Linked DNA regions of Homo sapiens: regions 1 and 3 are each linked to region 2. The links are chromatin loops, found by intact Hi-C in ENCODE. Cell type or tissue: heart right ventricle. All regions are shown on one strand. Each heading gives the region's core, and the rest is flanking DNA. Links, peaks and the distances in the headings are about the cores only. Region 1 holds the start of LOC105378997 (basic proline-rich protein). Region 2 overlaps ZSWIM6 (zinc finger SWIM-type containing 6). Region 3 holds the start of LINC03122 (long intergenic non-protein coding RNA 3122).

Evidence for each region. Peaks named below come from ENCODE experiments on the same cell type or tissue, not always from the same donor. Only the 100,000 strongest peaks of a DNase experiment are listed, where the experiment ranks them.
Region 1: a loop joins it to region 2, with 2.9 times the contacts of the local background. A loop is called at or near these places in 15 of 110 quality-filtered maps.
Region 3: it touches region 2 in a loop (2.0-fold over the local background); 14 of 110 quality-filtered maps call a loop at or near these places.

Annotation. Positions count from the first base shown.
Region 1 is chr5:61,621,349-61,632,236 of GRCh38, forward strand. LOC105378997 (basic proline-rich protein) reads right to left here and starts at 6,719. Exons shown (of 3, transcript NR_189165.1): 1 at 6,633-6,719; 2 at 5,450-5,585; 3 at 3,051-3,998. In heart right ventricle, for the core only: CTCF peaks have their summits at 2,553 and 4,441; a DNase peak (open chromatin) is centred at 4,523; H3K4me3 peaks cover 1,799 bases; H3K27ac peaks cover 2,667 bases.
Region 2 is chr5:61,403,859-61,414,746 of GRCh38, forward strand. All of the region lies in intron 1 of ZSWIM6 (zinc finger SWIM-type containing 6), which reads left to right. Among named protein-coding and RNA genes, the nearest start is that of ZSWIM6, 77 kb to the left of the region's middle. RefSeq lists an enhancer at 4,153-5,352 and a silencer at 4,778-5,168. In heart right ventricle, for the core only: a CTCF peak has its summit at 5,130; a DNase peak (open chromatin) is centred at 4,973; H3K4me3 peaks cover 1,228 bases; H3K27ac peaks cover 1,228 bases.
Region 3 is chr5:61,633,832-61,644,719 of GRCh38, forward strand. LINC03122 (long intergenic non-protein coding RNA 3122) reads left to right here and starts at 3,950. Exons shown (of 2, transcript NR_126525.1): 1 at 3,950-4,015. In heart right ventricle, for the core only: a CTCF peak has its summit at 8,542 (motif pointing left); a DNase peak (open chromatin) is centred at 4,890.

The DNA of each region.
Region 1 (10,888 bases), core at 1,249-9,248, 220 kb after region 2:
TGGGCCATGTGACCATGGGGGAGGGTGCCCAGGCCTCCGAGGGGGCTGCCAGCTTCTGAGCTGTTGATTCCATGACTATCGGATCCAGCGCTACAGAGAAAGGGCAGCATTCTTCCTGCAGAGGCTTGGTCCAAATGGCCCCATGGCTTTCTTTTCTCCGGGATCAGCAAGGCTACTGTTGAGAGGGACAATCGAGGTTGTTGTCCTGGCCTGGCCCAGAGACACTGCTGCCAGATGCAGAGCTGGCTCCCTGGGGCCATCCTTGCCACACCTGCCCTCCAGATCACTGGGTGCTCATGGGCCAGTGCCATACGGGAGCTCTGTGCCTTCCCACCTCCTGGCAGCTGAGGCCTGGAAGGGCAGATATCCCCTGGTCTAACCCAGACAGTCCAGGGGCTAGTGAAGAAGACCCCCACTCCTCCCATGTGCCCAGTGTATTTTAGTTCTCCTCTTGGATACATTAGAATTAAGACAGAGGTATTCTATGCCTCAAGGAGAAATTTTGTGCTACATTGGAGGACGGTCATTTACCCTTGTTTTCCAAATAGTGCACTCTCAAAGGGGTAAGTGTGTCATCCTTGTAGCGTAAGTGACAAAACAGATAGAGCTTGGTCTCTTAGGGTAAGGAACTGCTATCTTTCCATTTTATGGATGCTCTTTTTTTAGTCCTTGCTCATGACTGTTTTGAGAAGGCTAAACATGGCCTGGACAACATCTACTCTTGGTATAGGGGCAAATGCTTTTTCAAGTTACAGGGAATGAGTGAGAGATCTCAGGCCTGGGTTTGGTAACTGGGGGGAGAAATAGAGAAGAGGTATCAGGAACTGCTTTGGTACAAGGCATTTTAGTGTTTGGTCAAGGGATCCAAGAATTCCTAAATCCTGTCCCAGAATGGCCACTGTCCCCTCAAATGATTTTCTGTTCATCCGTATAGGTCAGGGTTGAGCAGGAAACAGATGACACATTCAAACTGAGTAATCGGAGGAGATTTTTGCAAAAGGATGACTTGTAAAAGTGTGGGTAGGATTTAGGGAAATGAACAAAAGACAGTGCAGTATCCTGAGCTAACAACAGTGGGGCACCATTACCACTTCTAGGCCTGCAGGGCCCAGGGGGGATGTAGTTCCTGCATGCTGGAGAGAGAGATGCAGCTCTGGAAGACAGCCTACCAATAGCAGCCATGGCCTGTGGAGGAGGAGAGCAGCCAATCAACCATGATCTGGCCAGGAGGGATCCAGGGTAATCAACCTCATTCTCCTCCCATGCTGCCATTGGCCAGTTCCTCTCATGGGCCAAACCCATCCAAAGCCAGAGAGAGAGTGAGCATGTCGATGTAGCCCATAGGGTCACCTTCCTGAGGCACAAAGCAAGGTGGACAAGGGTGGAGAGCACATTTAGAGGGCCGGGTGGGGTAAAAGGAATGTATCCAGCACATCTTCATGTCACCTGAATCCCATCATATTTCTAACTCCCAGCAAATACTAATATAAACACCCTAAATAGCAGGCACATTTGTAGTTTGTGTCATCTCTTCTCAATAATTTTGACTTCTTATTCTCATATTATTTGTCTACTAATGATTTTCATAAACATGATTTACATTTTACCATTGTATTAAACACATGAAAAGGTTGTTATATCTCTCAGAATTATTGGACTTTAGTGCCTAATTTAGTGGCTCACAGCTGGGAACAATTTGCCCCCCCCGCTCTGCAGGGAACATTTCTCAGTGTTTGGAGACATTTTTGGGAAGGGTGCTACTCACTTGGTACACAGAGGCCAGGCCAGTATCCTACAATGCACAGCATAGCCCCCAAATGACAGAATTATCTGGTGCCATTGTTAAAGTGCTGAGGTTGAGAAACATTGCTCTTAGTGGAGAAAGGTTTGGGCTCTGCTAAAGGGAATCAGAGAACAAGTGAAAGGAGAGATGGACTTCTGTGTTTTTTGTTTTGTTTGGGCAGGGGGAGCCTATCTCAGAGGAAGTTTCCATACTCCGTCTTTGGGGAGGATGGCTCCTTTTTGGGCCCAGCTGGGCTCTTTGGGCTCAATCCCTGGGCATCCTGGTATCAGTTGGACTGCAGGATTGAGCATCTGAAAAGCCAGACTGGGAGCTCTTGCGGGGAACATCTCGGGCCATGTAGATGACATTCTTAGCTTGCCTGCCCTTTGTGGCTGCTGGAAGTGGTACAGCACACTCTAAAGAACTATTTCAAGATGGTTCAGCCAGACCCACAAGGTCTGGCAGAGTTCTTGCCTTTCCCAGGCTTTGGGGTTCTCTGCATTTCAGTTCAGAGCTCTTAGAATGTTAATAAGTAGGGACTTAAAAAAAGTCCTGAAATAGTTCTCAGGACACGAAGAAAATGTCCTAGCTCAGAAAGTAAATGAGTGCAGTCAGCTGTCCTTTGTTAACTTGTTGATTAAACCTAGTCTTTGTTTCCTTTTTCTATTTTTTCCTATACCCATTGCGGGGTCATTTCCCTGCCTATTTGGGCCTGTGTTAGAGCAGAGCAGAGGGCAGGCAGAGGAGAAAACTCCACATCAGCGCCTCCTTTGGCAAGTGGTTAAAAGACATGATAAAAGATGTAGAAGTAATGACTACAATTACCTGTAAAAATCAGGATTATCAGTTAACCCTTGTCATTCCTTGGCTGTGTTATCACTTGAATGATATTAATACTTATTACATTTAATTTATTTTTTAAGCAAACAATTCATTTACATTGTTTAAAACTGAAATAACAAAGGATTTAGATTAAGCTTGTCCAACCTGTGGCCCTCAAGGCCATATGTGGCCCAACACAAATTCATAAACTTTCTAAAAACACTATGAGATTTTTTTGCATTTTTTTAGCTCATCAGCTATCGTTAGTGTATTTTATGTGTGGCCCAAGACAATTCTTCTTCTTCCAATATATCCCAGGGAAGCCAAAAGATTGGACACCCCTGATTTAGATAAAGGAGAGAAACTCTGTCCTCCCACCTCAGCCTTCCCCCCTTAAAAGGCAACATCCACCCAGAGAGATAGTCTATGCATATACAAACAAGTATGTATATACATGTTTCTTTTATTTTTTCATCCCATACAAATAGTAGTATATTTGCTTTTTTACTTATGAATATGTCTTAGAAATCCTTTCATGTCAGTAAAGAACTTTCTGTTTTCTAAATGGATCTATGGTATCATTTGGTTATACCTTAATATATTTGGCCAAAAGTGACTTGTTTTAAAAAGCCTTCTGAATCTATTTCAAACCAGAAAGAATGCTCAACTAAAAACCCAAAACAAACAAACAAAAACTTATTTGGAAGTTTAGGCATGAGAGACTACTTTCTTCTACCATTTTGTAAAGCTTTCGTTTTCTCATCTTACTGAGATTTTCAGATTTTTTTCTGCACTTGCTCCTTAACATAAAGCCTCTATGAAATAGCTGTTCAGCACCATAGAATGTCCCAAAGGTTTGGATACTGCTTGTGACTTAAAAGGTGTCTATTTTATTACATTAGTAAATGTTTATTATCTTTTCTTATGAAAATCCAGCCTGAGCCAGTTGAATGATACTGACTCCAGAAAAGCCTGTTTGGGCCTGGGACAAGATATTGAGCCTCCCTGTTCCCAGTTTTTCCATTTTTAAAAACTGGATAATATCCTGGAGCCTTAGCAGCTTTAAAGCTTTGTGCTGGGCGGGACCAGCTCAGCTTCAGAAATAAGAGCCTGCCTATCTGTACTGTCTTTCTGTGGTACATCCAGGATGCGTGTGAAAGATGAACACATTTTAAGTAAAGAAAGAGCTTGCTGCATTTGGAAGCCAAAGAGAGGGCAGGCAGAAGAGCCGTCGGGGTGTACAGCGTTCTGGGGCTCCAGGGCTTTGAAATGCTTTCCAGTGTTGTCACTTGAATGTCGAACACGTTATTCTCAGTGGACACTAAAGAGAAGTACAGGTACCGTGGGCTCCAGGGGGATTCATTATTCAAGGCACAAAATTTCCTTCTCCGGCCTGCAACACATTATAATTCAAATGAGCTCAGCACAATAGAAGAAAAATATGCAAGCAGATTTCTCTCTGTCATGTTTTTTCCCTCCTCTCTGAAGCCCTGTAATTACAGCAGGCAGGTGGAGCATCTGGGGTGTGGGGGAGTCCACTGTGTTTTTACCTTCCCAGGAACGCGACTTGCCTACCGCATCAATATATTTTATTTTTAATTAAGCGCTTATTGCAAAATCGGAGTCCCTGCACGAAAGCCTGATTCAAAACTTTTTTTTCCTGTCGTTCTCTGAGATGTCGCTGCTATTACTGTCTCAAATTTCCTTTTAAATTTTGCTGTTTGAGTAAATTAGTGCTGGCCTTTCCTGAGCTCCGCAGCTCCGAGGTGGCCCGACTGCCGGGCCTCCACCCCTTTTCCCCGGTCCCGGGTCGGTTTCTCCGGGCGCAACCAGCAGCGCCACAAGCCGGTTGGGTCCCCTGGCTCCCTCTCCAAGGCCAGCGCGGTCATGCGGGCGGGCGGGCGGTGTTCCCCAGAGACCGCCCATCCCGCGGTGGGGGTGGTGGAACCGCAGAGGCCACCGGATACAGCGACCTCAGGCCTGGCAGCGCCCATGGCGGGCCCTGTGGCCCGGGTACTGCGAATCGCCGGGGCTTGGCGGCCTCTGGAACAGGGGCCTCCGCCTCGAGGAGGCGGCGGGACCTGAGGGGCCGTGGTCGCTGCACTTTGTCCGAGACCCCTAGATTGGCCAATAGGAGACCGGAAAGGTGCAGGGAGGGCCAGTGGGGCCGATGGGCCGGGGCCCCGGACAGGCTGGCGCGGGGTTCGGGGGTTCTCTCCTGTCTCTGACGCCTGCCCCCGAGGAGGCAGAGCTGGGCAGCCCTGGGCCTCCGCCGAGCCCAGCTTTCCTAAGCCGGGAAGTCGGGGGTTCCTGGGCCGGGTGGGAACTGTCGTCCCTGGAGGACCCCGCCCCTGAGATCCCCGCCCCACATCCGGGTAGCGTGGGGGCACCTGGGGTTCCCGAGATGAGAACCGGTGCTCTGGGGGCGACAGGCTTCGGCGGGATCCCTGCAAGCCGGCGGCCCAGGCGGGTGAACCCCCCGGATTCCAGCAGGAACAATCCCAGTCCCCCGCTCCGGGAACCAGGCACTCGATGCAAATGGCTTCCCAGCCACCCGCCAGCCCTGCCCATGCCAGCGCCTCGCGGGGTGGCTCCCGCCTCGGCGCAGCCCCCCTGGTTGCTGGCTGCACATCTGCTTCCGAGCCACCCAGGGGCAACTTGAGGCAATGTCGGGGGGGGCGGGGCCGGGACGGTGGAGGGAGACTGAGGCAGCAGCCAATGGGCTGGAAGGTCCGGCAACATTTGCAGAGAAGGGGCCACCTTAGGTTACTATGAATCTTCACCAAGCGCAGGAGGGTCAAAAGAGTGTTTTCAGGAAGACCAAAAGGAGGAACGAATACCCACATGTGGCCAAAAGAGGGGCTGAGACTGGACGTGGGGGCCTTGCCTGCCCCGTGGAGCTTCCTCAGGCACCGGCTGCCTCTGTCCATACCTCCACTTTCCTGGGTGCAGTCTTCAGGGCTTGGACCAGTACTGGGGTCTGGGACACAGAGAAGAGACCCAGATCCCTGTAAAGATGGGGACTGATTGCTGGATGGGCCTCGGGAAAAGGCAGGCCTCCATGGGGCCAGTGGGGGCTGACAGGGCAAGACCTGGTTTCCCACACAGGCCAGAACTTTCTCAGGACAGTGTGGGTGGGTGCTGTGACTACATCCGGACCCACCCACTCTTAACCATCCAGGAACTAGGACTGGGGCTCTGTGATGTTTCCTCTTTTACAACATCTATTGTATTTTTCCTTCTCATTACAAAAGCAGTACATGTTTATCACAGAGTTAATGAAAAATGCAAACATACATAAAGAAAACAAAAACCATATATTCTCATTAAACAAACATATTCTCATTAGCTGGAGGCAAACATATTCTCATTAGCTGGAGGCAAACCTTTCTTGTATATCCTGAGTACAAACACGGTTATTCTGTGGGGTAACTGGCTTTTTCTTTTTCTGAACAATACACTGTGAATATCTTTCCACGTGAACATCCTTCTAATGAATATAGTTTAATAAATATACTCTATTCTTAATGATTCTACAGAACTTTCATTGTAGGGATGCGGTGCGATATTTTCAATGATTCTCTTACAGGGCTTCTAGGATGTTGCCAGTTTTTGTTTTTTGCTTTTTTTTTTTTTTTTTTTAACTTCTGTCCACACCATTCCAAGGTCATTCTCTTGCTGGGTCACTATGCATGTCCTTAATTATTTCCTTAAAATCTATTCCTCAAAACGACTGGGCCAACTGTTCTGCATTTTTAAAGTTTCACTACATTTTGTCAAACCGACCTTTAGAAATGTTATGTCATTTCATACTCCCACCTGCAGAAAATGCAGAAGTCTGTTGCCAGAATTCCATCCTTACCAATCATGAATATTAGTCTCCTTTTTATTCTTTTCTGTTTGTCTATTTTTAAATTGGAGTATTCATCTTTTTCTTACTGATTTGTAAGAACATTGTATATGTTCAGTCTATTAATTCTTTCTCATGCATTTTGCAAGCTTTTCCCATTTGTCAATTGCTTTTTACCTTTCAATTTACATTTAAAACTGTTGGGCAGTCCATCACAAAGCGTATCCACCATGATCAAGTCTGCTTCATCCCTGGGATGCAAGGCTGGTTCAACATATGCAAATCAATAAACATAATTCATCACATAAACAGAACCAAAGACAAAAACCACATGATTATCTCAATAAATGCAGAAAAGGCCTTCGATAAAATTCAACACCCCTTCATGCTAAAAACTCTGAATAAACTAGGTATTGATGGAACGTATCTCAAAATAATAAGAGCTATGTATGACAAACCTGCAGCCAATATCATACTGAATGGGCAAAAGCTGGAAGCATTCCCTTTGAAAACTGGCACAAGACAAGGATTCCCTTTCTCACCATTCCTATTCAACATTGTATTGGAAGTTCTGGCCAGGGCAATCAGGCAAGAGAAATAAATAAAGGGTATTCAAATAGGAAGAGAGGAAGTCAAATTGTCTCCGTTTGCAGATGACATGATTGTGTATTTAGAAAACCCCATTGTCTCAGCCCCAAATCTTCTTAAGCTGATAAGCAACTTCAGCAAAGTCTCAGGATACAAAATCAATGTGCAAAAATCACAAGCATTCCTATACACCAATAATAGACAAAAAGAGAACCAAATCACAAGTAAACTCCCATTCACAATTGCTACAAAGAGAATAAAAGACCTAGGAATACAACTTACAAGGGATGTGAAGGACCTCTTTAAGGAGAACTACAAACCACTGCTCAAGGAAATCAGAGAGGACACAAACAAATGGAAAAACATTCCATACTCATGGAAAGGAAGAATCAGTATCATGAAAATGGCCATACTGCCCAAAGTAATTTATAGATTGAATGTTATCCCCATCAGGCCACCATTGACTTTCTTCACAGAATTAGAAAAAACTACTTTAAATTTCATATGGAACTAAAAAAGAGCCCACAGAGCCAAGATAATCCTAAGCCAAAAGAACAAAGCTGGAGGCATCACACTACCTGACTTCAAACTATACTACAAGGCTACAGTAATGAAAACAGCATGCTACTGGTACCAAAACAGGTATATAGACCAATGGAACAGAAGAGAGGCCTCAGAAATAATGCCACACATCTACAACCATCTGATCTTTGACAAACCTGACAAAAACAAGAAATGGGGAAGATTCCCTATTTAATAAATGGTATTGGGAAAACTGGCTAGCCATATGCAGAAAACTGAAACTGGACGCCTTCCTTTCACTTTTTACAAAAATTAACTCAAGATGTATTAAAGACTTAAACATAAGACCTAAAACCATAAAAACCCTAGAAGAAAACCTAGGCAATACCATTCAGCACACAGACATGGGTAAAGACTTCATGACTAAAATAGCAAAAGCAATGGCAACAAAAGCTAAAATTGACAAATGGCATCTAATTGAATTAAAGAGCTTCTGCACAGCAAAAGTAACTATCATCAGAGTGAACAGGCAACCTACAGAATGGGAGAAAATTTTTGCAATCTATCCATCTGACAAAGGGCTTATATCCAGAATCTACAAGGAACTTAAACAAATTTACAGAAAAAAAACAACTCCATCAAAAAGTGGGCAAAGTATTTGAACAGACACTTCTCAAAAGAAGACAGTTATGTGGCCAACAAACATGAAAAAAAGCGCATCATCACCAGTCATTAGAGAAATGCAAATCAAAACCACAATGAGATACCATCTCATGCCAGTTAGAATGGTGGTCATTAAAAAGTCAGGAAAAGACAGAAGCTAGAGAGGATGTGGAGAAATAGGAATGCTTTTACACTCTTGGTGGGAGTGTAAATTAGTTCAACCATTGTGGAAGACAGTGTGGTGATTCCTCAAGGACCTAGAACTAGAAATACCATTTGACCCAGCAATCTCATTACTGAGTATATACTCAAAGGAGTATAAATCATTCTACTATAAAGACACATGCACACATGTTTATTGCAGCACTACTCACAATAGCAAAGACTTGGAACCCACTCAAATGCCCATCAATGATAGACTGGATAAAGAAAATGTGGCACATATACACATGGAATACTATGCAGTCATAAAAAAGGATGAGTTCATGTCCTTTGCAGGGATATGGATGAAGCTGGAAACCATCATTCTCAGCAGACTAACACAGGAACAGAAAATCAATCACTCCATGTTCTCACTCATAAGTGGGAGTTGAACAATGAGAACACATGGACACAGGGAGGGGAACATCACACACCAGGGCCTGTTGGGGGGTGGGGGCAAGGGGAGGGAGAGCATTAGGAGAAATACCTAATGTAGATGACAGGTTAATGGGTGCAGCAAACCGCCAGGGCACATGTATACCTATGTAACAAACCTGCACGTTCTGCAGATGTATCCCAGGATTTAAAGTATAATAATACAAAAAATGTTGTGCAGTCAAAATTTGTAATATTTTAATTTATAGCTTTTGTCTTTGCTGTCATTCTTGAGATGTAGTCTCATTCTGTCTCCCAGGCTAGAGTCCAGTAGCACAATCTCTGCTCACTGTAACTTCCGCCTCCTGGGTTCAAGCGATTCTCCTGCCTCAGCCTCCTGAGTAGCTGGGATTACAGGCATGAGCCACCATGCCCAGCTAATTTTTGTATTTTTTAGTAGAGATGGGGTTTCACCATGTTGGCCAGGCTGGTCTTGAACTCCTGGCCCCAAGTTATCCACTCACCTAGGCCTTCCAAAGTGCTGGGATTACAGGCATGAGACACTGTGCCCGGCTTGTTTCACTTAAAGTTTTAGTTCATATGGAATTAATTTTGGTATCTGACAGAAATAGGAATCTAAGTTTACTCCCTTCCCCACTCCCTTATCCTCATTGTTAGTCCTGAATCCATTTGACTCTACCATATGCTATGGCCAAGCCCCAAACAAACAGATCCAGATGGGAAGATTTAGTGTGGGAGACCCTGGCCCTAAGAAGCACTGAGGGAGTGGGATCAGGAAACCTTTATAAACAGGAACGGGACCTGTTTTATGGTCCCATATGTTGGAATCACATAAATCTGGATGAAGCCAGTCTCTGTCACTTTTACTCCCTGGAATGTGGGACAAACAAATAAGTTACTGAACTTATTTAAACCTCAGTTTTGCATCTGTGAAATGGGTACAATGATAACCCCTACCTCTCAAAATGGTGGTGAGGATAATGTGATAATACAAATGTGAAATGCTTCAGCACACAGCAAAGCATTCAATATTATTAGTAGTAGCGGGTAAAGAGAAATGGAGAATGATGGCAACAGCATGTAATATAGAGATATTAAAAGAAACACAGACATTATCAACAATTAGAGACACAAAGGTGATACTTCCCTGTGCTGTGGTTCTATTTTGAGTCCCAGAAAGTTTATCAGACCAATTAGGAGGGTTTCCTGTGAAAAGAAAGGCTTATAGTCCTAGAGCCTGGATCTACTGGAGCCTGCACTTAAATGCACACAATTCAAAGGAATCCAGTGGCATTTCTGTTCTCCAACCTGTTCCAAGGCTTTCTGATGAACCTGCCTGCGTCAAAGTGAATCAGCTGAGCAAGCTGGCATTTGGAGAGCTCACAGGACGGAGAGCACTCGGGGCTTGTGCTTTAAGTGGGCAGCCATCTCCCTCCTGGCTCGCCCCCAGCTGAGGATTGCTGCACAGAGAAATAGTCACTGGACGTGAGCCAGGGGCAGCAGTCAGCTTAACCAAAGGAATCAATGGACACTGTGTTTTCCCTCTGCAAATGAGGAAAATGACATGGTAAGAAGGCATATGCCTTGTCCAGAATCACAAATCCCAGGGGCAGAAAAGGCAAAGAGAAACGCTGCCTCAGAAGGAGCCATTTCCCATCCCGAGGAAGCCCAGAGCTGGGACTTGGTTAACAAAGGAAACAGAAACGGGAACGCTGCCCTCGAGCTCCCGGGGAGTGGAGGCCCAGCATATTTTTATGAAGCATGGACAATGAGTAGCCATTCAAAAGGCCGATGCTGCCTCTTCTTAGGAAAGGGCAAATATTTTAGGAATCCCTTCAAGCAAATGCCGGATTGCTTTTTAGGGGAGTGGGACTTGGCTGGGTAGTTAGTACCAAGGGCTTTAAGCTTTGATTCTGAGTTTTGCTCCTATAGAACAGTGGTTCTTAATTCTGGCTACACATTGGAATTAGATGAGCTCTTAATCCAGGAGGTTGGATTAAATTAGCCTGTAGTAGGGCCTTGACGTCAGTATTGTGAAAAGCTCCTTAGTGAATCCTAATATG
Region 2 (10,888 bases), core at 1,095-9,094:
GGAAATTAAATTATGTGGGAATTCACTCCCTGAAGTATATTTTTGAGTAGCTTTCCTTGGATAGTTTAACTGTAGTCTTGTCTTCCCAGGATGAATTAGGTGACTTATTGAGGTCTCTTCAGTAGCCATCTTGGGAGGTTTAAAAAAGTAATTTTTTTTTTTTTTTTGAGACGGAGTCTCGCTCTGCCGCCCAGGCTGGAGTGCAGTGGCGCGATCTTGGCTCACTGCAAGCTCCGCCTCCCGGGTTCACTCCATTCTCTTGCCTCAGCCTCCCGAGCAGCTGGGACTACAGGCGCCTGCCACCACGCCCGGCTAATTTTTGTATTTTTAGTAGAGATGGGGTTTCACCGTATTAGCCAGGATGTTAAAAAAGTATTTTTTGTACCACCGGAAAACTTTCCTTCACATTTTCTCACTTATCAGTTGCATTCTTAAAATGATTGCATTTTTTCCCCTTGTTCCCAATGGTTAAATTTTTATTTACTTTCCGATCTTTAGGGGAAAGAATGGCATAAATTAAGGCAGATGAAAAATTTCAAAGGGCTGCCATCGCCCTCTTGAAGTTCACATTGTCTCCAGCTCCTCTAAGCCATGGCTACCACCTCTCAAGGCAAACTCCCATCCCTGTTTTGCTGTCTTTGGCTAGGATTTGTTGGTAGGCAGCAGACCTTATGGTAGAGGAGGGAAGATGAACTTTAAAGAGAAAAGTTCTATAGCCACTGTTGCTAAAGCTTTTGCTCTTTCTATTCTTTTCTGCCAGTAGCTGCCTCTTTGTTTGCTGGGAGAGAAGTAGAAGAGAGAAGCTAAGTCCAAGAGAGGAGAGGGATTTCACCGCCTCCTTTAGCCTTCTTGCTCCTTTCATGGCTCTGCCCCATATTCTCATTTTCCAAACATTCCAATCACCTAGAGAGGGTTGTTTTTTTGTCTTCGGGTTTTTGGTTGTTTTTATAAAATAGAGTTCTTGGGGCCCACTTTTAGTTATTATACTTAAGGAAGTCTGGGGCTTCAGTCCTGAGAATCTGTGTATTTCTTGAGTTATGCAGGTAATTTTGATGCCCAGTTAGATTTGAGAACTGTAGGATATGTTTCCCACCCTAACCTTTGGAGGTCAGGGTCCTAAGTTATAGGAGTCAATACCAGTAGCAGAAATGGTTGGGCTTACAATATGACAAATAAGGCCATAAATACGAAGGGTTTCCGAACCAACAGCCAGAGCTTCTAGGAGTGAGAGACCAGTTGAACTTAACTGTAATTATCCTGTTGTAGAGGTTAGTTGCTATAATAGCTATATTTAAGGTGTATTAGCTTTTGTCTTCTTTTATATTCCTTTTCATTTGTTGATAGAAAGCTATGTTTGAAGATATGGTGGGTATACTGTAAACTCCAACCACCAAAGATGGGATTAATCAAAATGTATACTTTGTTCACATAAGTGGAATGTCTTAAGTAGATTTTTTAAATAAATAGGATCTACATTTTTCTTCTTTGTAGTGGCCTGTCTAATGGAGTATAGTTTCTTTCATCTTTTTATTAGTGAGAATTTAAATATATTTTGATGACATTTCTCTTTCAATTTCTTCACCACAACCACCATCATCGTCATGGAGAGGCTAATAGACTTTATGAGGGGCTAACTCCTCAGAGGAGGAAGAAATTACAGAGGTGGCATTTGAGCTGAGCCTTTAAAAATAAGAGAAGATTTGCATTAGAGATTGGTATTTTCTGTTCTTGGGAGGGTATTCCAGATACAGGAAAACTTGAGCAAAGACAACAGGCATGTTTGAAAAACAGTAGGCTTTGCTTCCATGAGGCCAAAGTGTAGGCTCTGTAAAACACAAGAGTAGAAGAGTAGATTAGAGACAGAGTGTCAAGAGCTCTAAAGTCATTTCTGTTTGGACTTTATTCTCAGTGTCATAGTTTCTATATGGAAAGGGGCTCAGAGTTTAAAAGAGTAACTCCATAAAAATAATTGTAGCACCACATCTTTATTTGGAAGATTAAAGTCTTTTATTTGAATTATATTTCAGAATCTTAAAATATGTATATGTATCACACAAAGAAAATACCTTTAAAGACTTTTTCTTTATGTATAGTCTGTGGTCCTGTGAGGTCTGGAGCTTGGGACTACTGTGAAATAAATGATAACCTTGTCATTCAGTAGACAGCCTGAGCTGCATTAGGGTCTTCTGCATCTCAGGGTTGGAGGCTTCTCCCTGCTTTGGCAGAATTTCTCTTCCCTCCAGTCTTGGCCTTCTCCATTAACACACAGGTACTTTGAACTTTATGTCTGCAGGTCTGTGTCATTTTGCTATCTCTTTGGGGAACCACCTGCCTAACCTTATGAGGTCCTGTTCAAAACTGTGGTTCTGCTCTTTTCAGCAACTGATCATTATTGCATATCACTGTCTTTTAACATCTACTAAAGCTGAAAACATTTGTATACTTAATATATTAATAGTATATTACTTGTTTATCAGTATGATGGTTTACATAAATGTGAAGCCTAGAAATTTTATAGGGACCTGGTGTAGTAATCCCTAACAGATATTGAAAGAAAGGTAAAAATTAGTTGAAAGGACTAGATCATCCTCATTCCTCACTCATTTTTCCTTAAAGAATATATTAAAAGGCAAAGTTGTCTACAGTCAGTATCAAAATTTTGTTTTAACAATGTTTTCAACATTTTACATCTTTCTGGTAATTTTATGAAGTCTCTGAAGACTAAAATCTGTCATAATTAGTCAGAAGTAATATTTCCGAGTAGGTATTTACTTTCAAAAAGCCTAAGTCTTTAAAGGTGGCATATGATACTATAATTTATCTCAGAAATCTTTTATTTATTTATTTATTTATTTATTTATTTATTTATTTTGAGACAGAGTCTTGCTCTGTCACCCAGGCTGGAGTGCAGTGACATGATCTCGGCTCTCTGCAGCCTCTGCCTCCCGGGTTCAAGCGATTCTCCTGCCTCAGCCTCCTGAGTAGCTGGGATTACAGGTGCCTGCCACCATGCCTGCCTAATTTTTGTATTTTTAGTAGAGACGGTGTTTTGCCATGTTGGCCAGGCTGGTCTCGAACTCCTGACTTCAGGTGATCCACCCACCTCAGCCTCCCAAAGTGCTGGGATTACAGGCGTGAGCCATTGCACCCGGCCTCTCAGAAATCTTAAAAAGGATTTAGTTTCATTTAAAAATAACAAACACAGTTCCCCAAATCTGAAATTTAGTTATTGAAACTGGACCATGTTGTCCATGGAAAACATATCTTACTTTATACCAGATTTTAAAATTAACACTGGTGTAAGTGCAGCCTAAAATTCCTCTGAGCCCCACTTTTACATAAGAAAAATTATTGAATATGATAAAGGTAGCATTTCCAATCAGTGAGAAAAGATAGGTTATTCAATTTGTGTTGGGACTAGTGGATATATATCTAGGAAAAAAAGTACAGACTCTAAATATTGAAAGGTAAAACTGAAAACATAAAAATATTTGAAGAAATCACTGGAAAATTATTCTACAAACTGCATGGGGAATGACAGTCTGTGATAATAGTAACCAAGAACCATGAAAGAATAGATTGGTAACAATTCAGCTACATAAAAATCCCTAAATTTCTCTATGGCAGAAACCATGAAACAGATAAATTTACCAAACTGGAAAAAATTTTCACAAATCATGTCACAAAGAGCTAATTTTCTTAAAATATATAAAAAAGATCTTTCAAAGTGTCATACACAAAACACTGCTTTTCGAAAAACATAAGCTCCTACAAAGCAGTAAGAAAATGATGAACAAATAGAAAAATGGGCAAAGGTGATGATTTAACAGTTCACAGAGAAATACAAATGGCTTCTAAAATATATAAAAAGATGCCCAACTTCGTTCATAATATGAAAAATGTAAATTAAGACTACACTAAGATACAATTTTTCACAGATCTGTTTTCTAAAAATAAAATAAGCTTGAGAGAGAGCCTCTTATCTGAATTCTGGGACAGCCTGATTTGCATGAGGGAAATAGGCATCCTCCTGCACTGCTGGTGGGAGGGTAAAGGTACAGTCTCAGTGGAGGACAGTTTGCTGTTACCTCTCAGAATTACAAATGCATGTGTTTGTTTTGATGTAGCAATTTCCCATCTAGGAATTTATTCTTGAAAGACAGTCATACAAGATTTTCACACCAGCATTATTTGTAATAGCAAAAAGATGGGAAATTACCTAAATGCTCATATATAGGGGACTGCTAAATTGTGGAATTCCATGCAATTCTAAAAAAGAATAAGGAAGCAAAGTAGAGAACATTATGTATAGAGTTTACCATTTTAAAAAGGAGAAAATAGAATATATGTGTATTTCCTTATGTATCACTAAAATACTTCTGGGTGAATACAAGAGAAGTAACAATTTATCATGGGATGAGAACAGGGCAACTGAGGGACGAAGTTGGAGGGAGATTTTGTCACTGTGTACCCTTTTGTTTTGGACCATTTGAAGCTATTGTCTCTTGACAATAATTTCAAGAAGATAAATTATGAAGGAGGGGGTCTAAAAAAGCTTTAAAATACGTTGTTTTAATAAAATGTTTTAATTTCTTTGCTTGAAAATTAACATTGCTTTAAGGGGGAAACAGCAGTTTAGGGGGAGCAAGTGCATTTAATTAAATTGCCTCTTCAGCAGTATTAAAAATCAGTCAGTTGTAAATTGGTGAGGAATATATTAAAACCCTATGGGAGACCAAGTTCTGAAGTTTGCTTCGAAGTTCGACCAGGAAAAGAAGGGGTTAAAGGTGTGATGCAGGTAAAGGAAGGGTTAAGGGCATTATGCAAGCTGTTAAATAAAAAGGAAGTGCATTACAAAATGCTGAGCTCAGGAGTCTGGCTGCCAGCCAAACCTTTGCTTTCCTCACTACAGCTGAGGGCTTTCGAAGCTTCCCACCAGTGGGTTTGTCTGAACTGTTTAGGAATGCGGCCGCGGTCGCCAGCTGACGTCAGCGCCGCCGGTTCAGCCGCAGGCCAGAGTCAGAGACTGACAGCGCGAGGGGCGGGGTTGGGAGTCAGGATGGGGCGAGGCCTGCGTGTGACTGATGGCGCGGGGGCGGGGCGGCGTGTGTGTGACTGACCCGACCGCGCAGAGGCGGGGTGGCACAAGATTTGCGTTTCCTTGATGACTTCTAAATTATGATTATAGATTTTCTTTGTAATGAGGGGAAAGGTTTTTTTTTTTTTTTTTTTTTTTCCCGTTTTTGAAATCCAGGCCTCTGTATTGCTTCACTTTAGGTATTAAGTATAAGCACAAAATTAAATGTAACACATACCAAATTGTCCAACTTCAAAGGCCATTTTGTTTTTGTTTTTGTTTCTGAGAACGAGGGGGCCACAGTAAAAACTTTGGTGATTTTTACCAGTGGAGGGGCTAGGGAGGTGATTTTTGCTGTTTAAGGAGGTTCTCAAATTTACTTACCTGCAGTCCATTTTCATTTCAGAATTGCTACCAGAAAGAAATTGTAAAAGTTTTCAAGCATGATTTTGTAAAGCAAAAGATCAAAAAAGGAGAGAAATTATGTGGAAAATTGGCAAGATTAATTATATCTCTATTAAGACCACCTTTGCGCAAGATAGTTTTGGGTTATTACTGCTGATTTTCAGCCTTTAAAGAAAAATGTGGGTTCTTGGTAGCAACTTACAAGGATGGTGTTTAGAGCTATAGTTCCCCCTTCTCCACCATACCCTGTTTTCTTGATGGTTAATTTTACTTTTAAAAACATTTGTATTTCTTGACTATTTATTAATTAGATCATTTTGCTTAGTCATACCTAAGAGTTTTGTTAGTCTTCGGTTTCTTAGTTGTATGAGTCAGAGTCAGGAATGCAAATTTATTAGCTTTTTGTGGAGAGGGATATGTGGGATGGTGAGAGCTGCGGGTGGGTAAGCATGGAGTGCAATACCAGTTCATAGACAAGGATCTAAAAGGAGCCATTAAGCTCCATGGAAAACATTGTTACTTGATCAGGCCAGTAAAGGAAGACTATTTTGAGTAGCTACTGAAGTTATCTGATAGTTAATTTAATTGATTTGAGTAACTCTTTCAGGGACCCCAGATTTGTAAAAGTGGCACTGTTGTGACTTTTGATAAAGGGAGTTTTAGCCTTTCATGAGAGGAAGCCTTGGACTTATTTGTCCTTCATGTTGAGAAGCTTCCGTATGATCTTCATGGTTTCCTTAGGCACAATCACTGTGATTTCACCTATGTATAGCAGCCCAACTAAGGTGAAGTCAGCATATAGACCAGGAAGATACAAAACTACGAAAACTCAGGACCAGCCTTGGCAAAAGGCAACATGTGTAGCCCTAAATTACCCCGGTACTCTAGTGCTCAGCCCCACATTGACAATTGCACAGAATTTAAGTGTTCTGAGTTTGTGAATAGTATTGTAATAATGGATGTATTTCCTTTTTTTTTTTTTTTTTTTCAGACGGAGTCTCACTCTGTTGCCAGGCTGGAGTGCAGTGGTGCGATCTCGGCTCACTGCAACCTCTGACTCCCTGGTTCAGGCGATTCTCCTGCCTCAGCCTCCCGAGTAGCTGGGATTACAGGCACGTGCCACCATGCCTGGCTAATTTTTGTATTTTTAGTAGAGATGGGGTTTCACCATGTTGGCCAGGATGGTCTCGATCTCCTGACCTCGTGATCCACCCACCTTGGCCTCCCAGAGTGCTGGGATTACAGGCATGAGCCACCGTGCCCGGCGATTTATTTCCTTTTTAAACCATCTGACTAGATTCTAAAGACTGGTGTTTTTCACTTAGATACCTTTTTGTTGATAGTACACTTCATGCAGAATAATTTTAAGAGTACAGAGTTGTAAACTACTGTTACATTGAACTCAAATATTAAGGTCATTTCATTTAATACATAGAATAGCCAACAGGAATATTTGACAGATTGAACATTGAATTAAGAATGAGGTATGAAGTGTGCTTAGTTTGCTAAGTCACCAGTTATACGACTTTGTCCACTTTTAATCTCATCGTGTCTTAGTTTCTCCAGGGGAAAATGCTTTTTATTAGTTTTCCTATAACAGGACTCAAGGCAAAAAACGCTTTTATGAAGACGTAAGAATATTCTGGTTAATAATACACTATGGTTTGGCATGCTTGGAAAGGGCAGCAGAAGAAATGGCAACCTGGTGTGGATGCTGACTGGTCTCTCCATCTCTCTGCTTGTCTGAAGCACTGCAGCAAAGTCGCTGGGAGGTCCTGTGCTCTAGGAGTGGAGCCTTGAGTGATTTGAGTGTGTATTTAGAATGAGGTTTCCTTTCTTTGTTTTTGCCAAATTAGTTATCAGTTCTTCTAAAATACAGTCCTCTCAAAATATGGAGTGAATGTTTGTGTCTTGTTGGATGAGTCTGTATTTGGACTTAAGTGTGACTCAATTGTTTTTTAAACTTTAATGACAACTAAGGTGAGCACATTTTGAGTTACAAAGGATGGGAATACAGTAAAAATTGCTTCCCTGAAGTCTTGATATTAGTGAAGAAACAACCCCCTAATTGGAAGCTTTTGGACAAAGCTAGAATATAGTTTTGCTTCCTGAATACTCTAAAATGTTTCAGGAAATTTCAACCTTGTCTTTAATAAGAACACTTTAAAATTACTTTTGTCTAGTTAACACATGTTTTGAAATATATTGTCTTCAATGTGTTAATCCACTCAGGCTCCTATAACAAAAATACCTTTAACCAGTAGCTTATAAACCATACAAATTTATTTGTCCCAGTTCTGGAGGCTAAGAAGTCCAAGATCAAGGTGCCATCAGATTGGGTGTCTGATGAGGCCCCTTTTCCTGGTTCCTGGATGGCACCTTCTTGCTGTGTCTTCATGTGGTAGAAGGAAAGGATGAAAGGTCTCTCTTGGGCCTCTTTTTAAGGGCCCTAATCCCATTCATGAGGGCTCTACATCCGTGACCTACTTAACCTTGTAAAGGCGGCACATCACCTTGGAGGTGAGGATTTCAACATATGAATTGGGGTTGGGGATAAGTATGCAGACCATAGCATGCATTTTCATTTTCATTCATATATTGAGATTTTAGGAAATTAATCAAAGACATTATAGCTGCTAATACCGATCAAATAACCAATGTAACCACAATAAATTGATTTAATTTCAGCCCACAAGAAATGAAAAATTGATCTTTGTTATGTTAGCCTTGTAACTTTACTTCTGGTAAATCTACAGTTTCTATTAGATGGTTTGAAACTTTGGACAAAGCACGTGATACCTTATTGCTTCCAATGAATCACAGGGAATTGAGATTGGGACCCTATACTGAGATCTCATGATAAAAAGAGAAAAACTTCACAGGAGAAAGTTGAACTGCTTTTTATGCAGGAATAGAACTTCTGGGTTGGTCAGAGTTGCAACTACCATAATTTAGATCTGGCATCGTTTGCTGGGAAATGGGGTCGGGAGAGAAGCAGCATCCTAGGTTTGATCCCCTGAAGACTGATAGCTCAGGTGTAGTGTGATTTTAGTATGTTTCAGGGCTTGAATTTAGAATCTTCCCTTTCCATTTCCTTGCATATCAGGAATTAGTGATGTGGAGGCATTTATTGTTTATGTTATTTGGGGCAGCTGGCAGCACATTTGTGTCTTAGGTTCTGTTTAGTGTTTTAACTATTTGCATATTCTTTTTATGGGCTACTTCTTGGCTTGCGTTGAGATGGAATTGAAGAAAGCAAGTTCCGCAGTGAAAACAGATTGTCAAAACCAGAAAAGAGGCACATTGTGCTCAGTTTTCAAAACTCTTCTGTTAATCTCTGTATTGGTTCCTAAGAACCCTGCTGAAGAATCTATGTTTTCTTAGGAGTGTCCATCTTGAATATTAATTTAAAATGGTTTATTGTGAATTTCCTCTCATTAAGCCTGGTCTTTTGTATTGTTTTCCATTTTATTGTTGAAAGTGTTTATCATTAAAATTTATTTTCTGTTCTCATTCATTCATTCATTCATTCCTTTTGAATACCTACTGTGTGCCAGACTTAAAGTCAGTTGCTGGGTACATATTGCTGAGCAAAAATAAACTTGCAGTATAATGGAAATTAGAGATTTTTTTTTTTATTTCACTATTGTTTATTTTCTTTTTTTTTCCTTATTTTTTCTTTTTTATTATTATTATTATACTTTAAGTTTTAGGGTACATGTGCACAATGTGCAGGTTAGTTACATACGTATACGTGTGCCATGCTGGTGTGCTGCACCCATTAACTTGTCATTTAGCATTAGGTATATCTCCTAATGCTATCCCTCCCCCCTCCCCCCACCCCACAACAGTCCCCAGAGTGTGATGTTCCCCTTCCTGTGTCCATGTGTTCTCATTGTTCAATTGCCATCTATGAGTGAGAACATGCGGTGTTTGGTTTTTTGCACTTGCAATAGTTTACTGAGAATGATGATTTCCAATTTCATCCATGTCCCTATAAAGGACATGAACTCATCATTTTTTATGGCTGCATAGTATTCCATGGTGTATATGTGCCACATTTTCTTAATCCAGTCTATCATTGTTGGACATTTGGCTTGGTTCCAAGTCTTTGCTATTGTGAATAGTGCTGCAGTAAACATATGTGTGCCTGTGTCTTTATAGCAGCATGATTTATAGTCCTTTGGGTATATACCCAGTAATGGAATGGCTGGGTCAAATGGTATTTCTAGTTCTAGATCCCTGAGAAATCGCCACACTGACTTCCACAATGGTTGAACTAGTTTACAGTCCCACCAACAGTGTAAAAATGTTCCTATTTCTCCACATCCTCTCCAGCCCCTGTTGTTTCCTGACTTTTTAATGATTGCCATTCTAATTGGTGTGAGATGGTATCTCATTGTGGTTTTGATTTGCATTTCTCTGATGGCCAGTGATGATGAGCATTTTTTCATGTGTCTTTTGGCTGCATAAATATCTTCTTTTGAGAAGTATCTGTTCATATCCTTTGCCCACTTTTTGATGGGGTTGTTTGTTTTTTTCTTGGAAATTAGAGATGTTAAAGTGTGTGTGAAGGAAGCTCCTGAGGGCAGGAGTGGGGTGGGGGTGGGGCGACCTGATGTATTCAAATAACTGAAAGGAAGGAACGCAGTGTGAGTTGTAGAGCAGAGCAGTATGAGGAGAGAGTGATACCAGATGGGGTAGGAGAAATGGACAGGGCAAAGATCATCCTGTGAGGTAATTCCAGTACATTAAAAGGAATTGACTTGAGTGTAGTGGGAAGCCATCCTCAGGGTGCTATTTGGAGAATATGTTGGTGAGGGCAAGAGTGGAAGCAAGGTGTTCAGTGAAGAGGGTAGTTGTAATAGTTCAGTATTAGCTTGGACTAGGGTGGGGCAGTGATGGAGAGAAGTGGACATATCAGCCCAATTTAGTGATGGCATTGGATGGGATGGGGAAAAAAAAGAAGAAAGAAGCCAAGGTGATTTTGAGGTTTCTATTTTGAGGATCAGGGGTGGTGACTGTTTATTGGAGCTGGGAATGAGGGGGAAAAGAACAGTTTTGGGACGTGACAAATCAAGGGTTTAGTTTTGGACCTGAGTCTGAGCTATGCAGTAGAGAGGTCAGGTAAATAGCATGGCTGAAATCTTTTTTCCTTTGCCCTGTAGAATTAGGGCAGAGGAAAAAAGATATTTCCTGTGCCAACTATAAAATTAGTTATGGTTTTTAAATTTGAAAATACAGGATTTTAGCTCAGACTGAATTACTTTATGGGAGGAGATGTCCGTCTCCTCTGTGGAAGGGGAAGTATTTTGAAATAGTTATAAGCCCAACAAACATATCCCCAAACTGAGGCAGTCAGCATGAGAGAACTCTGCTGTGCTCATTAAATATGGTTGAGAGGTA
Region 3 (10,888 bases), core at 1,051-9,050, 230 kb after region 2:
GTGAAATTTCTTGCAGAGTTTGATTACTCAGTCAAAACCTAAGTATCCTGTTGGGAGAAGAACACTCATTTTAGTGGCACTGTTCTATTCTTTGGATGAATTGAATAGTTACTAATCCAGCCACAGAAGAAAGACACAGGTAATTGCAATTGAGCAAACATACAGAACCCCACAAAAAAAAAGACTCACGAGAAGTGTAAAATTTCCCATCAAACATCCATCCATCTCTATTTTCTCCATTCCTTAGAATAGTCATTGTAGCCATAGGAAATAACTCGGGACCAGGTCTACACTAGGAGGAAAAATGTCATTCCTCATTCAAGCACTCTGGAAATGAGTTTAAAAAGACACAGTCTGCCCATGGTCAATGTGAGGTCAAAAACTCTAGTAGCCAATTTGAATTTTCTTTTAAGAAAATGTAACACACCACCTACTACCCCGCTTTTTACTGTGTAACACCACTAGAGTTCTTTAGGTTGTCCGAGGGTAGACAGGGATGTTGATTGGTCAATGTTTTAAATGTAACTTGTTTAAATTAACAGCAACTATTTTCTCTCATTTATCTATATCACCAATACCATGAGGCCTCACCCGGGGCCACTGTTGGAAATCAGGTGTTACAATGCAACTGGTGGTTATGGTTTTCATGTGGTCAGGATCCCTTAGACTGGTCGCTGCATGAAGCTCCATGCCTCTTGCTCACTGCTGTTTCTTGGGTGAATAGCACAGTGCTTGGTTATATGTAGGCATGTGAATTGGTGGTCTGGGTTTAAACCATGTTAGGCAACAAATGCTTTTCAATATATGAAATTTTTAGAGCTGGAAATACCTTTGAGAGAATAGAGGTCACTATACATTTTCTGTCTAGCAGCAATTCTCCCAATTTTCCTTCCACACAGAATTGTGATTTTGTTCTGTTTTCTTCCGCTTTTGTACTCCCAGGAGAGGCTGAAACATCACCTCTTGAGGGTCTCCTTTCTGGTGATTTATTCAGATATTGGCACATGTGACTCAATAATGGCCAATACTATGTGAAGGGACATCTTCTGGGGAGTCTTCCTCCTTTTCTTCCGGATTCTTTGTGTCTGAATGTGATGCCTGGAGATGCAACAGCAGTCTCACTACCAGCACGAGGATGAAGCTGATACCCAGGTATGGCGAGAGAGAGAGAAAGATAGAAAGAACCCAGGTTCTTGATGACGTTGTTGAGCCACCCAATCAGTCAACCCCTAAGCTTCCCTGCTGCTCTACTTTCTGTTATACAGGATAGGACGTTTCCTTAAATGTTTAAACCACTTTGAATCAGGGTTTCTGTTGCCTCATGGCCCAAAGCATCTGAAGCGATGGAGAGAATTTTAAGTCCAATTTCTCATTTCACAGAAGATGTAACAGAGTGTGCTCAATGTTATGTTGCAGGTGACAGCAGAACACAGGAATAGAGAGGCTGAATCTTCTGCTTTAGAGCCATTTTTAGTCAGATGCTGCCCCTCTTACAATTTACTTAATTATAAATTAAAGATGGTTTAAGAGTGTATCTCTCAAGTCACTGTCCTTGTATTTGACAAAATTTCCTGGCCAGGGTTAAAGTCTGGAATTCTAATCCAAATTTTCCTCATTTGGACATGCTGAATCAAACTGGCCACTACAGAGACAAAGAGTATGCTTGTTGACTTTGAAAAACTAAAAACGCTTTGTTCCTAATGACTAGGGAGCAGTGACCTGGGAGACTTGATCTGTTTGGTAACTGTGGGCGAGAAAGACGAAATATATCTCTTTGGGTCAAGACTTAGCATTTGTAAAGTAAGGAAGACCACAGGATGTTATTCAAAGCCTTTGCCAAGGCTTTGGTTGGAAGATTTAATGGAATCCACAGGCAGAGAATAGGGTGAGGGTAGGAGGTGGGGATACAGGTTAGGAAGGTTGGTTTATCCTTTCTGTTCCCAGGGGCATTTCTTCTATCAGGTCATTCCCTCAGCTGCAAGGCCTCCTGTTTGCCTCTAATGCTACTTCCAATCTGTCCATGCTGCAGGGCCCAGGTTATACTATATTGCCTCTATCAAGTCTTCCCGGATCACTTTAGCATGCACCAGTAACTCATTTTCAGAACTCACTCATTTCCTGAACTCTTTACTCATTCATTAAACATGTCATGTTACAGAATATTTCTCTTCTGGTATTTCACTCATTTTGCTCCTAAATTTTATCTTGAGGAAGCAGATCAGAAAAAAAGAAACGACATAGACTTTAAGGGCACATTGACTTCACTTGAATCCTGCTCTAGGGCCCCTGCCTTGCAGAACTCCAGGGGCCAGTTAGATAGCATGCAGTCCTGACTGGTTCTACCACTCTGGAGCAACTGTCTATGACCACCTCAAATCCATTGTGGAATGCAAATGGGGCATACTGTATTAGTTTCTATTGCTGTTCCAACAAATGACTACAAACTCAGTGGCTTAAAATAACACAAATGTATAACTGCTATAGTTTAATATCCCCTCCAAAACTTAGGTTGAAATTTAGTTGCCATTGTAACAATGTTGAAACATGGTCTTACAGGAGGTGATTAGGTCATGAGGGCTCTGCCCTCATGAATGGATCAAGGCTGTTAATCACAGGAGTGTGTTAGTTATCAAAGGAGTGGGCTCCACATAGAAGAATGAAGTTCTGGTTCCCTTCCTCTCTCTCTCTCGCATGCTCTCTTGTCAGGTAATGCCTTCTGCATGTTATGACACAGCAAGAAGGCCCTCACCAGATGCAGCCCCTTGATCTTGCACTTCCCAGCCTCCAGATCCATAAGACAAATAAACTTCTGTTATTTATAAGTTACCTAGCCTGTGGTATTCTGTTACAGCAGCAGAAAATGGACCAAGATATCTTACAGTTTTGGAGGCCAGAAGTTCACAGTGGGTTATCAGGGCAGGGCGTCTTCAGGAGGCTTGGGGTGGAGGGGGAGGAATCTGTTTTCTTGCCTTTTCCAGCTTCTAGAGGGTGCATGCATTCCTTGACTCATGACCCGACATCACTCCAATTTCTGTTTCCATTGTCACATCCCTGTCATTCTCACTCTTATCTTCCTATCTACCCCCTTATTAAAGACCATGGCAATTACACTGGGCCCACTCAGAAAGTCGATAGTAACATCCCCACTGCAAAACCTTTCATCACCTCTTCAAAGCCCCTTTTGCCATTTGAGGTAACCTATTCACAGCCTTCAGAATTTTTGAAGGAGGGGAGGCATCATTCTGCCTGCTATATACATAGTCTTTGGATCTCAGTTTCCACATCTGTAAAATGGAGAACTACTGTCTTCCCCACAGGGCTATTGAGATGATTGAATGAAGTAATTTCTGCTTATGAATTCCCAGCTCTGTGCCTGCCATGGAGGCAGGCAATTCTGATCCATGTTCTCTTCTGAGTGGGTTGTCAGCTGGAGGCCTTCTACTTCTTTCTAATCCATTAGCTTCTTGCTAGTGCTGCGTCCCCAGGAGGAAATCAGTAAATGCAAGAAATAATTACCTTGACAATGCCTTGCACATAGTAAGTACCCTAAAATAATTCATTGAATTGTTTGTTATTTTGGTGTTAATGGATGGGGATCATCTGATTAAATGTTATTATTTATTAGATCTAAAATATAAATTTGGATTCTTCTGTTGCACTTTTACCTAATTACTCTAAACACCAGTGGGAGAGAGGAATTAGTCACAATACAACTTAAAGAAAAAAATATCTTGCTGTCACTGACTTCTCTCCTTGGTCTGAAAACTTTCTGATTTTGTAGGATGCCACTGACTGCTCTTTCTGCAACTGAAAAATCTCTCAAAGGGCCCTGTCCAGTTAGGTCACACAAAGCCAGGCTGATTATTTAGAGAGAACACAATGCTCCCTCACATGGGGCACAGAGAGGAAGGAATTTTTTTTTTAAGCCAATTCCAGTCCCTGGAGCTGCAAACTGCCCTCAGGGCAAAGAAGCCTGCAGAATAATTGGGAGGAGTCTGGCAGGAAGGAAGCCAAGGTAAGTTAAGCTGCATTTCTGTCTATAGCCAGGGTCTCCATGCCACTTTTTAAACATCCCCTTCTGGGATAAACCTGTATGTCAAGATAAACAATTAAATAATATGCAAGGGCCAAATCAGGAAAACTGCAGCTTCAGCCCTAGAAAACAATGCCAAGAAACACCAGCCTGTCTGCCGCTGCTAAGTCGAGGAGATGGGTTCCCATGATTCCGTAAGAGAACTGGGTCAGGGAGGAGACACTGTCTGTTTAGAATATGCTTCAGGCCCCTAAACTTGGTCGGTTTATGCTTTTTCAGGTTAATAAAGTGGAAAATAACTTTACCTCATCCCTCTATCAAAGCATAGTGCGGCTGCCCCAGAGACCCCTAATACAGCCAGGGATGATGTGTTTGGAAAATGGGGCAAGAGAGGGTCCAAAGATGAGACCCCAAAACTGTGAGGGGGAGGTTGTGTGAGGAGGACAGACCAGAGCTGGAGGGGGACTGTGAGAAGAGGAGTCTGGTTGCTGCCGTCTCTGAAGGGTCTTCCTAGGCTCCCACACCATCATGTCTTGGCCAGCCAAGGCCAAGTGGTTGTGTAAACTTAGGATGGTCATAGAATCCTGAACTACTAGCACATGGGGGTTGAGCTTGTCTGAGGATCTTTTTGAGGAAATGGGGGAAGTATTATTCATGTAATGTGTGACCAGAGTATAGAAATCATGATCCCAGCAGATGGCATGAACGGACACTGAATAGTCCGAATGTCTCATCTCTCTGGACAGAGCAGGCTGGTGGGATCTGGGCAGTCGGGCTGGCTGAGGAGGCATATTTCAGAGTCCAGAGCGAATCCCAGCAGTAATGCCTGGGAACAAAGCCAACTGGTGCCCAGGGCAAGCAGCCCAGTTCTGGGGTCAGGCTACCAAGGTTGTACCAGGCAAGAGAAGAAGGGTGAGCAGGGGAATATTCAAGAGCATCCAAGAATGCAGGGAGCTAATGAGCATGGGAGTGCAGAACTGAGGTCAGAAGGCGTGGCCAATGGAAACTCCCAGCAGCCCTGTGCAGGGGCTCTGCGGATACCTGCTAGCTCTTGGGGCTTAAGCACGCAGTTCGGGACTGGCAGCTCAAAAATGTCTTGAGCAGATTGGCCCCTCAGATAAAGTGGGACACACAGTCTTTTTTTTTTTTTTTTTTTTTTTGAGACGGAGTCTCGCTCTGTCGCCCAGCCTGGAGTGCAGTGGCGCGATCTCTGCTCACTGCAAGCTCCGCCTCCCGGGTTCACGCTATTCTCCTGCCTCAGCCTCCCGAGTAGCTGGGACTACAGGCGCCCGCCACCATGCCCGGCTAATTTTTTTGTATTTGTAGTAGAGACAGGGTTTCACCATGTTAGCCAGGATGGTCTTGATCTCCTGACCTCGAGATCAGCCCTCCTCGGCCTCCCAAAGTGCTGGGATTACAGGCTTGAGCCCGGTTGGGACACGCAGTCTTTAAGAAGTACTTAGGAAGGGCAGTCAGGCTAAGCAGTGGGCTGTACTTTGGGACCCTTTTGCCACAGAACAGAGGGCAGCCTCTGAGTCTGGCCGTGTGTCGTAATTCCTGTGTTGGAACAGCCCCACCCTAATGAGGGCATTTAGATATTTACTTCCATCTACACTCTCCTTGGGTAGGGCGGCAGCAGAAATAACTGGCTTTGAGGCCTCCACCTTGCAGGGTCCCCTTTTTCACTACTAACGCTACCTCTCAGGGCATCCCAAATTCATGGGAATCCCATTCTGAGAAGCCCCAGTATAGGTCTGGATGTTGGATAAGAACCAAGGGCGGTGTGATGCTTATACACTGGGACAGAGTAGGCCTGCCTGATTTAGCAAATAAAACCACAAGATGCTCAGTTAAATTTGAATTTCCAAAAAGCAAAGAGTAAATTTTTTAGTACATGTCTATCCCCAACACTGCAGGGACATACTTATATTGCAAATGATTTGTTCTTTGTAATGAAATTCAAGTTTAACTGGGAATCCTGTATTTTGCAGGCCACCGTATTACAGAGGCCCATATGGAACCAGCTGGTCTGAGACAAGCCCAGGTTCTGGGCCAAAGCAAAACAGGCAGGTGTTTGCTCAACCTCTGCTAAAGGTCTATTTTTAAGGCTAGATGCTGAATTAGGAGAAGAAGCTTATGAATTGAATAAAATACTATTTGCCATCAAAACCCCTTTGAATTTTAGCTAGTAATTCACCCATAAAGTGCCACCCACCAGGGAGCCTCATACGGTTTCATAAATACATATGAGAGCTGCTGTGGAGAGAGATGGAGCCCGACGCAGGCACCGGACACAACATCCCACAGCTTCCCCATGGCTTTCAGAAAGCTTGCAGATATTTCTCTCTTCTGTTCTGAACTCTCCACAGAGAAATCTGTCAAGGGAGAAAGCAATGACTTTGCTCTCACTGGGCCAGAAATTCCATGGCTGAAATGACCCAGGGGTAGCAGGCGGGTTTGACAATCTGTCAGTTTCTGGATAGTGTTACTCGTCAGTCACTCATTTTTGCTAAATTGCAGAAACTCTTTTCTTTAAATGAAACTTTATTTGCTCATGATGCAGGTTAAGCCCAGTTTCTGGCATGTGTCCAGGGAATTGGGTGTGCCACCCTGTCCACTTGGTCATGGGGAAACCGTTAAGTCAGCCTTCAGTCTGGACATCTCTGCTCAAGGCTTTAGTTAATTTTTCTTCCCATCTGAGACTTAACCGCTGGGACTGTTTTACATATGAAGATAAGAAAACAACCGAAACTTGATTTTGCTCTATGGAGATAAAAATAAGGTAGCATTTTATTCAAGAAGAATGTGTGTAATAACAGTAATCTGAAAATAATGATATCTATAAGGTCTTTGGCAAAGCCACCCAGGAAAAGAAAAACAATAGATGTGAAAGCTTCAGTGAGTCATAACACCACCTTTCAGCATCAAAATGCCCTGGAATCAGATTCAGATAAACTGGTTTCATCAGCTCTAGACTCAGCTGTATGCGTCCCTTTTTATTCCTTGTGCCGATTGCACATTCTCCAGATAATGGCAAGGTATTGGCTCTCCTTCAAAACACTCAATTGTGCAGCAGAGGAAAGAAAAGGATTCCTTGTAAGCTTTTTCATGTCTAAACACAAAAATAGCTCTCTTCCTGGGCCTGCCCAGTGGGCTTCCTTTCCCTCTGGACATCTACAGAGTACTGCTGACTGGACTAGTGTTCATCAAAGGTGGTCTGTGGACCACGTGTATTCGAATAGTTTAAAAGCTTATTTAAAATGCAGATTTCTGGGACTCACTGGAGACCTAGTGAATCTGATCTCCTAGGTAGAGCCAAGGACTGTGCATTTTTAACGGCTCCACACCCCAAGGATTCTAAGGCATCCTAGGGTTTAGGGGCCACTGGGTTTGTCCAGCCATACAGCCCTCACCTTATCCTGCTGCCTGCGTTGTCACTTGGCTTCCTACATTTGAGTGTCTCTTCTTCCCAGTGCAATTCTAAGCACAAGGGATGCGTTTGAAATTCTTTCTTTGTCCCTGTTAGTGCCTAGTTCGCTGTAGGTGTTTAAAAAATTTTTTTGTTGAATGAAGGACCTGAAATAATTTCTCTTTGCTTACAATTTGTTCAAAGAAACTCTTTTGCCTACAGAAGATTGGATCATGAATTTGCCAATTTGATTTCAAAACAAACGGATCTCTCTCTCTATAGACGTGTCTGTGTGTATGAGTGAATATTGCTCTCCTAAACAAATGTTTTGAGTCAAAGGTCCGCCTTTGTCCAGAAGAGGACAACAAAGGATATACCGTTGGGAAAAAAATTGTATAACTCAAAACGTGTAAGCAGTCTTTGCCCTTTCTGAGAACCACTGTCAGAAAAGCTCTGTGAAGATTTTAGGGTAAGGGGTGTCCTAGGGGAATAGGGGAGTGTGTGTGTGGTGTGGTTGAGGGGATACTAAAAGCCCATCTGACTAGCTGCACCTGGCTCTTTGGTCTGTCTCCATGTGTACAAATAAAGTCACTTTTCTTCAAGTCAAGGGCACAGCTCAGTGTATTAGAGTGTCTAACCCCAGAGATCAGGAAAGATATGTTTTGCCAGAGTTAGAGAGCCTGGGGCTGCAGCAGTGCTGGTGGCAGGTCTGGATGGGGAGTGAGGATCGAGTTGGGCTCCTGGTGGGGAGGAGAAAAGATCCCTGGAGAGGGCAGTGGGTGCAGGGCACGTAGAGCCAGCGCCTCCTCTTTCCCAGTCTTGTTCAGAGTTGCCCCTGAGGCAAAACCCAAGATGAGGCTGCACAACACATGTGAAGACGGGAGCATCAGGAATGAGAGGGAGGGAAATGGAAGTGAGAGAACAACTCCAGACTCTCCGAGTTGGATCTAACCTCACTTGGCTAGACCTGCCCTTGGGATTTTGGAATCTGATCTGCAACCTCCTGAACATCTTGTTTGAGGAGTCCTAGGGTAGGGATGCACACTCCCTCACAGCTACAGTAGGGATGAGAAAGTACGTTCATAGACTGAGCTGTGATCCACCTGCTGGTGATTTCTGCCCTTAGCTCATACCCTTCTCTTTCCTTCCTTTTCTGGACTCTACTTCCTGAGAGAAGGCTCTTTGTCCTCTCTAAGTTTCCTCTTCTGTAGGTTGAATTTCCCTAGCTACTTCCACTTCTCCTATGGTGTGCCTCCCTGCCGCTCTTTTTTCCATGCATGGACTTTCTAACCCCAGGCTGCCTCTGTCTTCCAGTGGGGCCCTCACTGTTTCTGTCAGCAGCACCTGCAATTTCTCAGTCAGCCAGGCTTGGACAATTGAACTTAGCCTTGCCTCCTTCTTCTCTCTTATCCTGAAGCTGTTGGGAATTGCGTGTGCACACGCATGTGTGTGTACACGTGTGTGTGCACAGTTCTCCATAGGAGGTTTGCACATTTGTGACTGTTTTTGTCCTGGAGAAGTCCCCAAGGCAGAAAGCAAAAATGTAGCTGGTCTAAGCTTGAGGTGGGTCATGCCTGTGGCTGGACTCTCTCAAGGAGAGCCTGAAAGCATGTGGAACTGCCCACCACAGCCGAGGCTGAAGCCAGAGGAGAGCTGCGGCCAGGGGATGTGTATAGCACCAAAAGTGGCTACTATACAGAACCCCACACCTGCTTAAAGCCTTGCCAAGATGTGTTTTCCATTGCTGTCAGGATGAGTTGTGTGTCTTATTTTTGCAGACAAGGCCTTTCCTGAATGATACAGTTTGGACATTTGTCCCTTCCAAATCTCATGTTGAAATATGACCCCCTGTGTTGGAGGTGGGGCCTGGTGGGAGGTAATGGGATCATGGGAGCAGACCCCTCATGGATGGCTTGGTGCAGTCCTTGCAATAGTGAGTTCTCATGAGATTTGCTTGTTTAAAAGTGTGTGACGTCTCCCTCTTCTCTCTCTTGCTCCTGCTCTCTTCATGCGACACACCTGCTCCCCCTTCACCTTCTGCCATGATTGTAAGTTTCCTGAGGCCCTCACCAGAAGCTCATCAGAAGCAGATGCTGGCACCACTCTTCTTATGCTGTCTGCGTAACTGTGAGCCAATTAAACCTCTTTTCTTTATAATTTACCCAGCCTCAAGTAATTCTTTATAGCAATACAAGAATGACCCAATACACTGACCTGGCTGCATGCACCTCTCTTCTCTTCTCTTCCACTCCTGAAGGACACTGTGCCACAGACATGCTGAGCAATATTCCAGCCATGCTGAATGCTTAATATTTCTTCTAACAGAACCTAATACACTAAGATGTTTGGTTCAGCCCTGTTGGCAATGGGATCCACCAGAGCTTCTGGAAGCAAGTGGGCAAGGGTTACTTGACCAGATTGATACTTTAGAAAGAACAAGGTAGTCTGAGGTTGGAGGATGAATGAAAAGGAAGTAGAGTGCTAGAAGAAATTCACTGTGGTTGGGCTTTATCCTGAGGGCAACGAGGGTGCTGTGGGTAGGTTTTAAGCAGGGAGGTGAAGGGATCATGCTGGCATGTGAGATGACTTGCTGCAGGGTAAGGCATGATTAAGGGTGACTTATTTGGTATGGAGATATGGGGAGAGGCAAGGATGATGTCCCAGTTTCTAGCCTGGGCAAATGAGTGAACCCTGTTGCCATTCACTGATATGGAGGTCAAGGGATGACGATCAGGTGGGGAGGGAGATGATGAATTAATTTAGTTTTGAATATTATGAGTTTTAGGTACTTTTGGAACATACAAATAGAGTTGTCTAAAAGTCTGCCCAAGAGAGAAAACTGGGCTTGAGTGATAGATATAGGAGTCCTTAAAGGAGATAAGTGGCCAGGTCCAGAGAGTGTGTTTATTGAGAGGAAGGCCTTGGACTGAACCCCAAGGTACACCAGGTTTCAGAGATGAGTAACCCATAGAGAAGACTGAGAAGGAGAGAAAGGTCAGAGGTAGGGAGGATAGACAGGGTTCGGTGTCATGGAAACCAAGGGAAGAAGCTTTCTCAAGGGACAGGCTGACAGTGTCAAATGATGCTGCAAGTTCGTGTGAGATGAGGATGGAGAAGAGTTTATTGGTTTTAGTAACAAGCAGGTGGATGGTGATACGGGTGGCAGGGGCTTCTGTGGAGTGATGAGGTCAGAAGTTGGTTGCAGTGGGTTGAAGAGTGTGTTGCAGTTGGAGATGTGGAGATAAAGGGTGCAGACACATTGTATTTTTGAACGTTTGGTTGTGCAGGAGAGGAGAGGCCAGAAGCTTGAGTGGAAGGTGGGTTTGGGTGATGGTTAAAAAATAATATTGTGAGACACTAAGTCTGGGTATGGTGGCTCACGCCTGTAATCCCAGCACTTTGGAAGGCTGAGGTGGGTGGATCACCTAAGGTCAGGAGTTCGAGAC